Linked DNA regions of Homo sapiens: region 1 is linked to region 2. A link is an interaction called in ENCODE POLR2A ChIA-PET data of the cell type or tissue named here. Cell type or tissue: PC-9. All regions are shown on one strand. Each heading gives the region's core, and the rest is flanking DNA. Links, peaks and the distances in the headings are about the cores only. Region 1 overlaps ST3GAL3 (ST3 beta-galactoside alpha-2,3-sialyltransferase 3). Region 2 holds the start of LINC02918 (long intergenic non-protein coding RNA 2918).

Region 1 (4,351 bases), core at 352-4,351, 200 kb before region 2:
TTTTTTCTCTTATGTCATTGTAATTTTGTGGCTGAGATATCTGATTGGGTTTGGTTGAGGGCCTGACCCAGGGCAGTCTTCTTGGCCAATGTTACATTTTACATTTAAGGTGTACCTGCTATGCATCCTTTTACATCAAAGGATGCATAGCAGGTACAGTAGCAGGGTGGGTGAATTCCAGACAGACCTTGAGGATAGAAACAAGGCAGCATTCAATGAATAGAAAGTACAATGACTAGAGCATAGGGCACAAATGAGGTTGAGAGAAGCAAGAGATGGATTGGAGAGTAAATCGAGGCTCAGTCAGAAACCGCTAGGCTGTAAGGAGCAATTACTTTATTCAGAGGAGTTGAGAATTGAATGAAAGCTATGTTAGGCAGAATGGCTCTTTAAAGATATCCACACCGTAATCCCTGGAACCTATGAATTTGTTACTCGACATGGCACAAGGGACTTCACAGATATAATTAAGGTTTTGGGTCTTCAAATAGGGAGATTATCCTGGATTATTAAGGTGGGCCCAATATAATCACATGGGCCCCAAAAAGCAAAGAAGTTTCTCCAGCTGGAAGAGAAGCAAGATATGGCGGAGGGGGAATTTGGAGAGATTCAAAGAGTGAGAGAGCCTGAAGGGGACCACATGGAAAGCATGAAAAGGACTGTAGGCCTGAAGGCTGGCCCCTGGCAGATAACCAGCCGGGAAACGGGGGCCTTGTCCCTACAGCTGCACGAACTGAATTCAGCCAACGGCCTGAGTGAGCATGGAAGTGGATTCTTCTCCAGGGCCTCCAGAAGGGAACACAGCCCTACCAGCACCTTGGTTTTGGCCTTGTGCGACTCTAAGCAAGGATCCAGCTGAGCCTCACCATATCCAGATTTTGGCCTTCAGAACTCTGAGATAATTTTGTGTTGTTTTAAACTGCTAAGTTTGTGACACTTTGCCACAGCAGCAGTAGAGAACGAATGCAAAGGGGTTTAAGCAGGGATATTGTCAGATTTTGTGTTATTAAAAGACTTCTTGTGCCATGTGGAAATGGATTTGGAGAATGTAAATTTGAAGGCAGGGAAACGTGTTTGTGGGAATGCTGTGATAACACAATCTAGGGTAGTGATCATGGGAAGGGGCTATGATTTGAAAAATATCTGGGAGGCTGGAATTGCCAGAACTAGTCAGGGACTGGATGTCGGCGGCTGGGGTGGGGAAGCAAAGATGATTGCTGCTTTCTAGCTTAGGCGCTGGCTGATGATGAAGCTGTTTTTTGAGATGGGGATGAGCAGGTTAGAAGATGCCATGATATGAAAGTGATAACTCTAAGTTATTCTTCATTTGGAAATTCTCTCTATAGATACTTTAAGAGAGAATATATCAATAAGATGAGTGCTTTGTCTTTTAAGAACTAAACTTTTTCTTTTCTAGGTCATTTAGGAAATCGTAAATCATGTGAAGATGGGACTCTTGGTATTTGTGCGCAATCTGCTGCTAGCCCTCTGCCTCTTTCTGGTACTGGGATTTTTGTATTATTCTGCGTGGAAGCTACACTTACTCCAGTGGGAGGAGGACTCCAGTAAGTATAGTCACTCTAGCTCACCCCAGGAGAAGCCTGTTGCAGGTCAGTTACTGGTTTTTCGTGTGGCTGCGTCTCATATTCTTCAGAGATGGGCAATGAGAGTAAACTGAACATTTCTGGGACTTTGGCCTAGAAATTGCCTGCCATTTTAGCTGGTATAGGCTGAGAACTTTGATGTTTTTTAAAAACTGCATGCCATGACAAATCTCAGTTCCTTTTACAAACTTGGTGAGAATGTGCTATTCTTCAATAAAAACCCAAACTATACTCATACTTCTAGTTCTTGAACGCTTTTGTTCTTTCTAATTGCTGTAGCATATTGCCACTCTATTTTGCCATTTATTGCCTTAGGGATTAGTATTGAAGTTGGTTTCCATCTGCCCTTAAAACATTCATCTTTATGTTGAATTTTCAACATAATATTGTCTCTGTTTTGTTTTCCCTAAAGAAACGTTGTCTACTGAATCTTTGTAGCCGTTGCTGCTATTGAACTTGCACCTGGCTACAATAATGGCTTATTTTCCCTACCCAGTAACTCCTAATTTTTTTCTTCTCTTTGTGCACTTTGTCTCATGTGTTACATAGTGTTTTCCACATAGCCTGAATCCCACTGGTTTGGTTTCTGTTTACCTGATGTGGCCTGTGTTTTGGTTCTAGGCTTGCAGTTGAAGGGCTTACATTGATCAGCACCAGCCTTTGCACATTGTTTTCTTGGCTGTAGCTTGAAATATCACACAGTGACCATAGTGGTTTTCTTTTTGGTTATTTTGTCTGACTGTTATCTGAGCTTGGTGTGGGAAATAGTATAAAATCAGAACAGAGTGGCCTGTTTTGACCTGCAGTGATATGTCTTCTCTTAAAATAGTTTTATTTTTACTAACATCTACCAGATACCAGTATAGAACTCACTTGAGAAGAGAGTCAGTCTCTAGGTACAAGGTGAAAGTGAGCTGCAGTGAGTGGGAAGAAGCAACGGGCAATTGGCCTGCTGTTGTTCTAAGACCCTAACATGGGAAGTATTACAGTGAAGTAGCTCATTTATTTCTCCCATGGCTCAAACTACTGAGGCAGTTTCAAGCCAGTTTTTAAAATATAGTGTTATATCCTTAATTTACTGTTTTATATAGAATATTTAAGTGCCTTTTAAATGCTTAGCTTATAATTATCACTAATTACTTGTGTTTCAAAAGTTTACTTAAATTTCTCTGCACTGACTTATTTTTAAAACCAAGGAGACTACCCAGGATAAGGAGTGTTTGTATCAGTGAAATGCAGAATTCTGTATTTAGAGGCATTCATTGTCTGTATTGGTAGTGGTGGATCCATCTCTATCAATAATTTAGATGGAAATGTGTGTGAAGAACAAGGGTCTCCTTTTCCGCTAAGGGCTGCTGACCTGTAGAAGATATAACCAAGGATCAGATAAGATTTTCCTAGATCAGTAGGGAAGGGAATTAACTTTATGGAAGACTCATTGTGTTTCAGGCATTAGGCTAGACAATTTACAAATATAATTTCATTTAATGTAATTCTTACTGCAGTTTTGTGAAGATGCCATTATTATCCCCATTTTCCAGTTGAGCAAACTGAAACACTTTAATTTACCAAGGTTATATTGTTGGAACTGGAATTCAATTCCTGTCTTTAAAACCTATGTTCATTATTTTATTGAAAAATATAATAAATACTGAAGGCAGAACTTAATTTAATATTCTACCTGGTAAAAAGAGAGAGAGAAAGGGGCTCAGAGAAGTAATAGTAGAGAGTGTCAGGAAGGGGGTGTGAAAAGAAAAGGAGGGAAAGAGAGAAAGTTATCAAAAGAAGACAGAGAGGCTTATTAGGTTTGAAGGTGACAAGCTGCTATTCACTTGGGCCGTAGGCTTCAGAAGTTTATTGCTAGTTATCTGCTGTCCTTTCCATTAATTGTTAGCTGACTAACCAGTATTTATAGCTTTTCTATTCTGACTCCTAAGCCTTTTAGATGTTTGACTTTGAATAGGTTGTTTAGACCATCTGACCAAAGCATACTATTTTATGTGCTGTAATATCAGAGAACAGAGTAATAGGACCCACCCTGCATGGCTTACTAAATCAGACGGGTCCTCTTTGTTTTTTTTTTGTTTTTTTTTTTGAGATGAGGTCTCACTCTGTTGCCCAGGCCAGAGTGCAGTGGTGCAGTCATAGCTCACTGTAGCCTCAACCTGCCAGGCTCAAGCGATCCTCCTACCTCAACCTCTCGAAGTAGCCGGGACCACAGACTCACACCACCATTCCTGGCTAATTTTTGTGTCTTTTGTAGAGATGGGGTTTAGTCATGTTGCCCAGGCTGGTCTCAAACTCCTGGGCTCAAGTGGTCTGCTTGCCTTGGCTTCCCAAAGTGGTGGGATTCCAGGCATGAGCCACTGCGCCCGGCCGGAGAGGAGTCCTTTACTTAGAGTCAAGCTGAAGGAGCATCACAACCCCAAAGACTGTTATGTTGTGAAATTTAGGCTGTGTTTTAATAATACTGATGATGATAAGATGAAATAGTAATTTATTGATTACTATATCTACTATATGTCCGTAAGATAGCAGGGTCTTTATACTCGGAATCTCATTTGATCCTCATAGTTTTTATTGGTTATTATTATCCTCATTTTACAGATACAGAAACTGAGGCTTCAGAGAGGCTGTGTAATCAAGAGTTTGTATGCCTTTCATCTGAGGAGGTTGAGGACAATCCCAAGTTAGAAAAATAAATGTCTTTAGCATTATTTTTCCTTAATGTTTAGAATATTAATAAG
Region 2 (4,395 bases), core at 202-4,201:
AGAGGGCTGGCTGCAGGCAGAGAAGGACATTCTGTCAATTCCAGGGTTATTGGGGCCAGGCAGCCCCCTGCTAGTGAGACTTTAAAGCCTAGCCTAGTCCCCAAACCCTGCCACTCAGTAGACACGGCTGCTCCAGAGCCAGTAAAGGAGACTGACTGAAGCCATCTCTGACAATGCTCACAGTGAGAGGGCCACAGCCCAAGCCAAAGGTGCTGGCTGTCAACATTCCCCAGGCTGCCAGCTTTTGAGGGAACAGGGCTCACCCCAGCTGGAGGCTGCATTCTGGGCCCCAGACAGCTTGTGCTCAACATCTCAGAGTCCGGAACAAGACAGCAACAGCTCCAAGAACACATTCCCATATGAATTAGCCTCAGTTTGCAACTCAGGACAACCCAAATCAAAAGGAAGACAGTGAAGGAGGGAAGGAGGGGAGGGAAGGAAGGAGGGGAGGGAGGGAGGGAGGGGAGGGAGGGAAGGAGGGGAGGGAGGGAGGGGGAGGGAGGGAGAGAGGGAAGGAAGGAAGGGGAAAGAGAGAGAGAAAGCAAGAAGCAAGCAAGAAAGAAAAGGTTGTTTTCCCCAAAGGAAACAGGCTGCAGAGCTGTACCTCTGTTTACCACATAGTAGCTATAACCTGTCACCAGGTGGCACATTGTAGCTCCTGGGGCCACAGGTGACTCTGGTCAATACTAAAGCCAAAGGCCATTTAGTCCTTTGAAGTCTCAGAAGCATTCGATAGTGTCAGTCCTCCTTGAAAACCTGTCTTCCCGTGACTCTCTTGGTCCAATACTCTCCGGGTTCTCCTTCCACTCCTCCAGAGGCTTGTTCTCAGACGACTTCTGAGTTCCTCTTCCTCTCTCTGCCTCTCATGTTCCTCAGAGCTCTGATACCGACTCTCTCTCCTCTTCCCATTCTACTCTCTCCCTGAGCAGCACTGTCTACTCCCGTGGTTTCAGTTACCACCTCCATGCTAACCATGCTCACATTTTATCTCCAGCCTAGAACATTCACCTGAGCCCCAAGTCTGTAATTCCAATACCTCTATCTGTATATCCTGGGAGACATCAAGCTTAACATATCCATACTGGATGTCTTCCGTTTCCTCCTTCAGATCTGCTGTCCACCCTTCTCCAGCCTGCTCTGCTCCTCACATCAATGAGCTTCCCTGCTGTCCAGCTTCCAGACCCTCCCCAGTGTTCCCTGCTCAGTGAGTGCACCAACCTCATCCAGTGACACAGCCAGAAACTTGGGCAATCTCCTAGGCTCCTTAAGCTCTGTCATGTCCCTTAAGCATTGGTCACCAAATCCTTAGATCCTGCAGATCCATCCCCTTTCCCTATCCCCAGTGCTATTCTGCTGAAGCCTTCATAATTTTTTGGATGGTTTATTCCTCATCCTCCTACCTGGTCTCACTGTCTCCAGTCACAACTCCCTCCAACCATTCTCAGCGCTGCAGCCAGATAAGTTGCCTTCTCTTCATATTAACCGAGCATGAACTGTCGTGCACTGGGCTAGTTTCAGGGATTCAGAGACCAGTGAGAAACATGTTTTGCCATCAAGGAAACTATACTTGGAGATGGAAGTAGGGGTAGGGTAGCAAATAAAAGTAAAAGACATCCTGTTAAATTTGGATTTCAGGCCCTGCGTGGTGACTCATGCCTGTAATCCCAGCACTTTGGGAGGCTGAGGTGGGCGGATCATGAGGTCAAGAGAGTGAGACCACCCTAGCCAACATGGTAAAACCCGGTCTCTACTAAAAATATAAAAATTAGCTGGGCGTGGTGGCACGCACCTGTAGTCCCAGCTACTTGGGAGGCTGAGGCAGGAGAATCGCTTGAACCCGGGAGGCAGAGGTTGCAGTGAGCCAAGATTGTGCCACTGCACTCTAGCCTGGCGACAAAGTGAGACTCTGTCTCAAAAAAAAAAATGGATTTAAGGTAAACAATAAATACACCTTTTTTTTTTTTAGATAGGGTCTTGCTGTGTCCCTCGGGCTGGAGTGCAGTGGTGTGATCTCAGTTCACTGCAACCTCCACCTCCTGGGCTCAAGCGATCCTCTCACCTTAGCCTCCTAACTAGCTAAGACTACAGGTGCATTCTACCACGACTGGCTAATTTTTAAATTTTTTTAATTTTTATTTTTTTGGTAGAGATGGGCTCTTGCTATGTTACCCAGGCTGGTCTCGAACTCCTGAGTTCAAGAGATCCTCCCACATTGGCCTCCCAAAGTGCTCGGATTACAGGTGCGAGTCACCATGCCTGGCCTAAATACTTGTTTTCAGTATGTCCAATGCAATAATTGAGACATACTTATACAAAAAAATTGGCTGGGCGTGGTGGCTCACCCCTGTAATCCCAGCACTTTGGGAGGCTGAAACAGGTGGATCGCTAGCGCTCAGGAATTCAAGACCAGCCTGGGCAACATAGTGAAACCCTGTCTCTACCAAAAATACAAAAACTTAGCCAGGTGTGGTGACGTGCATCTGTGGTCCAGCTACTTGGGAGGCTGAGGTGGAAGGATTGCTTGAGCCCAAAATCGTACCACTGCACTCCAACCTGGGTGACAGAATAAGACTCTATCTCAAAAAAAAAAAAAAAAAAAAAAAAAGGCTGGGAGCAGTGGCTCACGCCTGTAATCCCAGCACTTTAGGAGGCCGAGGAGGGCAGATCACGAGGTCAGAAGATCGAGACCATCCTGGCTAACATGGTGAAACCCTGTCTCTACTAAAAATACAAAAAATTAGCTGGGCGTGGTGGTGGGCGCCTGTAGTCCCAGCTACTCAGGAGAATGGTGTGAACCTGGGAGGCAGAGCTTGCAGTGAGCTGAGATCGTGCCACTGCACTCCAGCCTAGGCGACAGAGTGAGACTCCATCTCAAAAAAAAAAAAATTGTTGTTTATCTCATATTCAAAATTAAATAGATGGCCAGGTGCGGTGGCTCATGCCTGTAATCCCAGCACTTTGGGAGGCCGAGGTGGGCGGATCACGAGGTCAAGAGTTTGAGACCAGCCTGGCCAATATGGTGAAACCCTGTCTCTACTAAAAATACAAAATTAGCCGGGGATGGTGGTGCACACCTGTAGTCCCAGTTACTCAGGAGGCAGAAGAATTGCTTGAACCTGGGAGGCAGAGGTTGCAGTGAGCCGTGACACTGAACTCTAGCCTGGGTGACAGAGCAAGACTCCATCTCAAAAAAAAAAAAAATAAATAAGTGTCCTGATTTTTTTCTGGCAACCCTAGGTAGGGGTAAACAAGTACCCCAGTAGAAGTATGACTGAGGTTATAGGTATGTGTGTCAAGGAGGGGGCAGATTCTACAATCACAAAGGAAGAGGAATCAGTTTTTTCCTGGATAGACGCAGAAGAGGAAAAGTCTTTGTGGAAAAGGTGGTATTTGAACTGAGTCTTGAAAAATGAGTTTGTTTGCACAGGGTGGATTATAGGGTGGATGAGAGGCATGGAACCCGAACTGGTTATTGCTGATTGCCTTTATTTCCTCTCACTTCTAAATGTACACTGTTCATTGTGGCCATGTCCTGTCCTGCACGGTGTGGTTCTCAGCCCTGGACAGGAATGGAGTGGAGAGGTGAGGGCCTCTTCCTTGGGCTCTCCATCTCAGCCTGAAGACTCTGCTAGTCCTATATTCTTTAGATTTTTATTTGTTTATTTATTTATTTATTTACTTCTTACTAGCCAGTTCATCACAGCTTCAATTCCCTGTTACACTTCAAAATGCTTATGTTGAACTTTCCCTGCCTGCTGACTGTGTGATGTCTCTCTCCTGATGGCATCCAGAATGACACAGAGCCTTCTCAACAGAGGAAGTAGCATGAACAAAGACAGGGAAGTGTGAAACAGCCTGGTGCGCTCCCAGGATTGCCAGCAACTTCAGGTGGACTTGGGGAGGGTCCTCATCAAGACAAAAGACTGGAGAGGTCACAAAGGGCTTTGAATGTTATACCGAGAAGCTCAGCCTTCGCTCTGAAAGGAGCCACTAAAGGGTTTTAAGTGGGCTTGGTTAGAGATGTGTTTCAGATGGATCACTTGCTACTGTGTCTAGTATGGATGGAAGAGGCAAGGTGGGTGCCAGCTAGAGCTGCCATAGTTAGAGCCGTTCAGGCAACAAGCACAGGTACCTTGAGTTAGGGCAGAAGCAAATGTGCAAGGACAGAAGAGATGTGAGGGACAATAAGAGAGGTGAGGGCTGGATGAGAGATGGTTTCCAGGTGTCTAGCTTGGGGGACTGGTACAGAACACAGGGGATGTAGTATTTTAGCATGTGATAGGGGTAAGATGTGGGGAAAATGTGAGTTCAGTTTTGTACATGTTCAACTTTGGGTGCCTGTGGCAACTTCAGAGGGCCAGGAGGCAGCTAAATATGCAGGTTTGAAACCCAGGA

What was found. ChIA-PET counts read pairs that join two places held together with the same protein. Peaks named below come from ENCODE experiments on the same cell type or tissue, not always from the same donor. Only the 100,000 strongest peaks of a DNase experiment are listed, where the experiment ranks them.
Region 1: POLR2A ChIA-PET joins it to region 2 with 19 read pairs; 3 of 35 experiments call an interaction of 5 or more read pairs at or near these places.

Annotation. Positions count from the first base shown.
Region 1 is chr1:43,734,816-43,739,166 of GRCh38, forward strand. ST3GAL3 (ST3 beta-galactoside alpha-2,3-sialyltransferase 3) reads left to right here. Exons shown (of 12, transcript NM_006279.5): 2 at 1,418-1,565. The coding sequence starts at 1,448. Among named protein-coding and RNA genes, the nearest start is that of ST3GAL3-AS1, 9.6 kb to the left of the region's middle. In PC-9, for the core only: no CTCF peak of the experiment used is centred there; no DNase peak of the experiment used is centred there.
Region 2 is chr1:43,938,830-43,943,224 of GRCh38, forward strand. It overlaps LINC02918 (long intergenic non-protein coding RNA 2918), which reads right to left and starts at 1,712. Exons shown (of 2, transcript XR_947283.2): 1 at 1,401-1,712. In PC-9, for the core only: no CTCF peak of the experiment used is centred there; no DNase peak of the experiment used is centred there.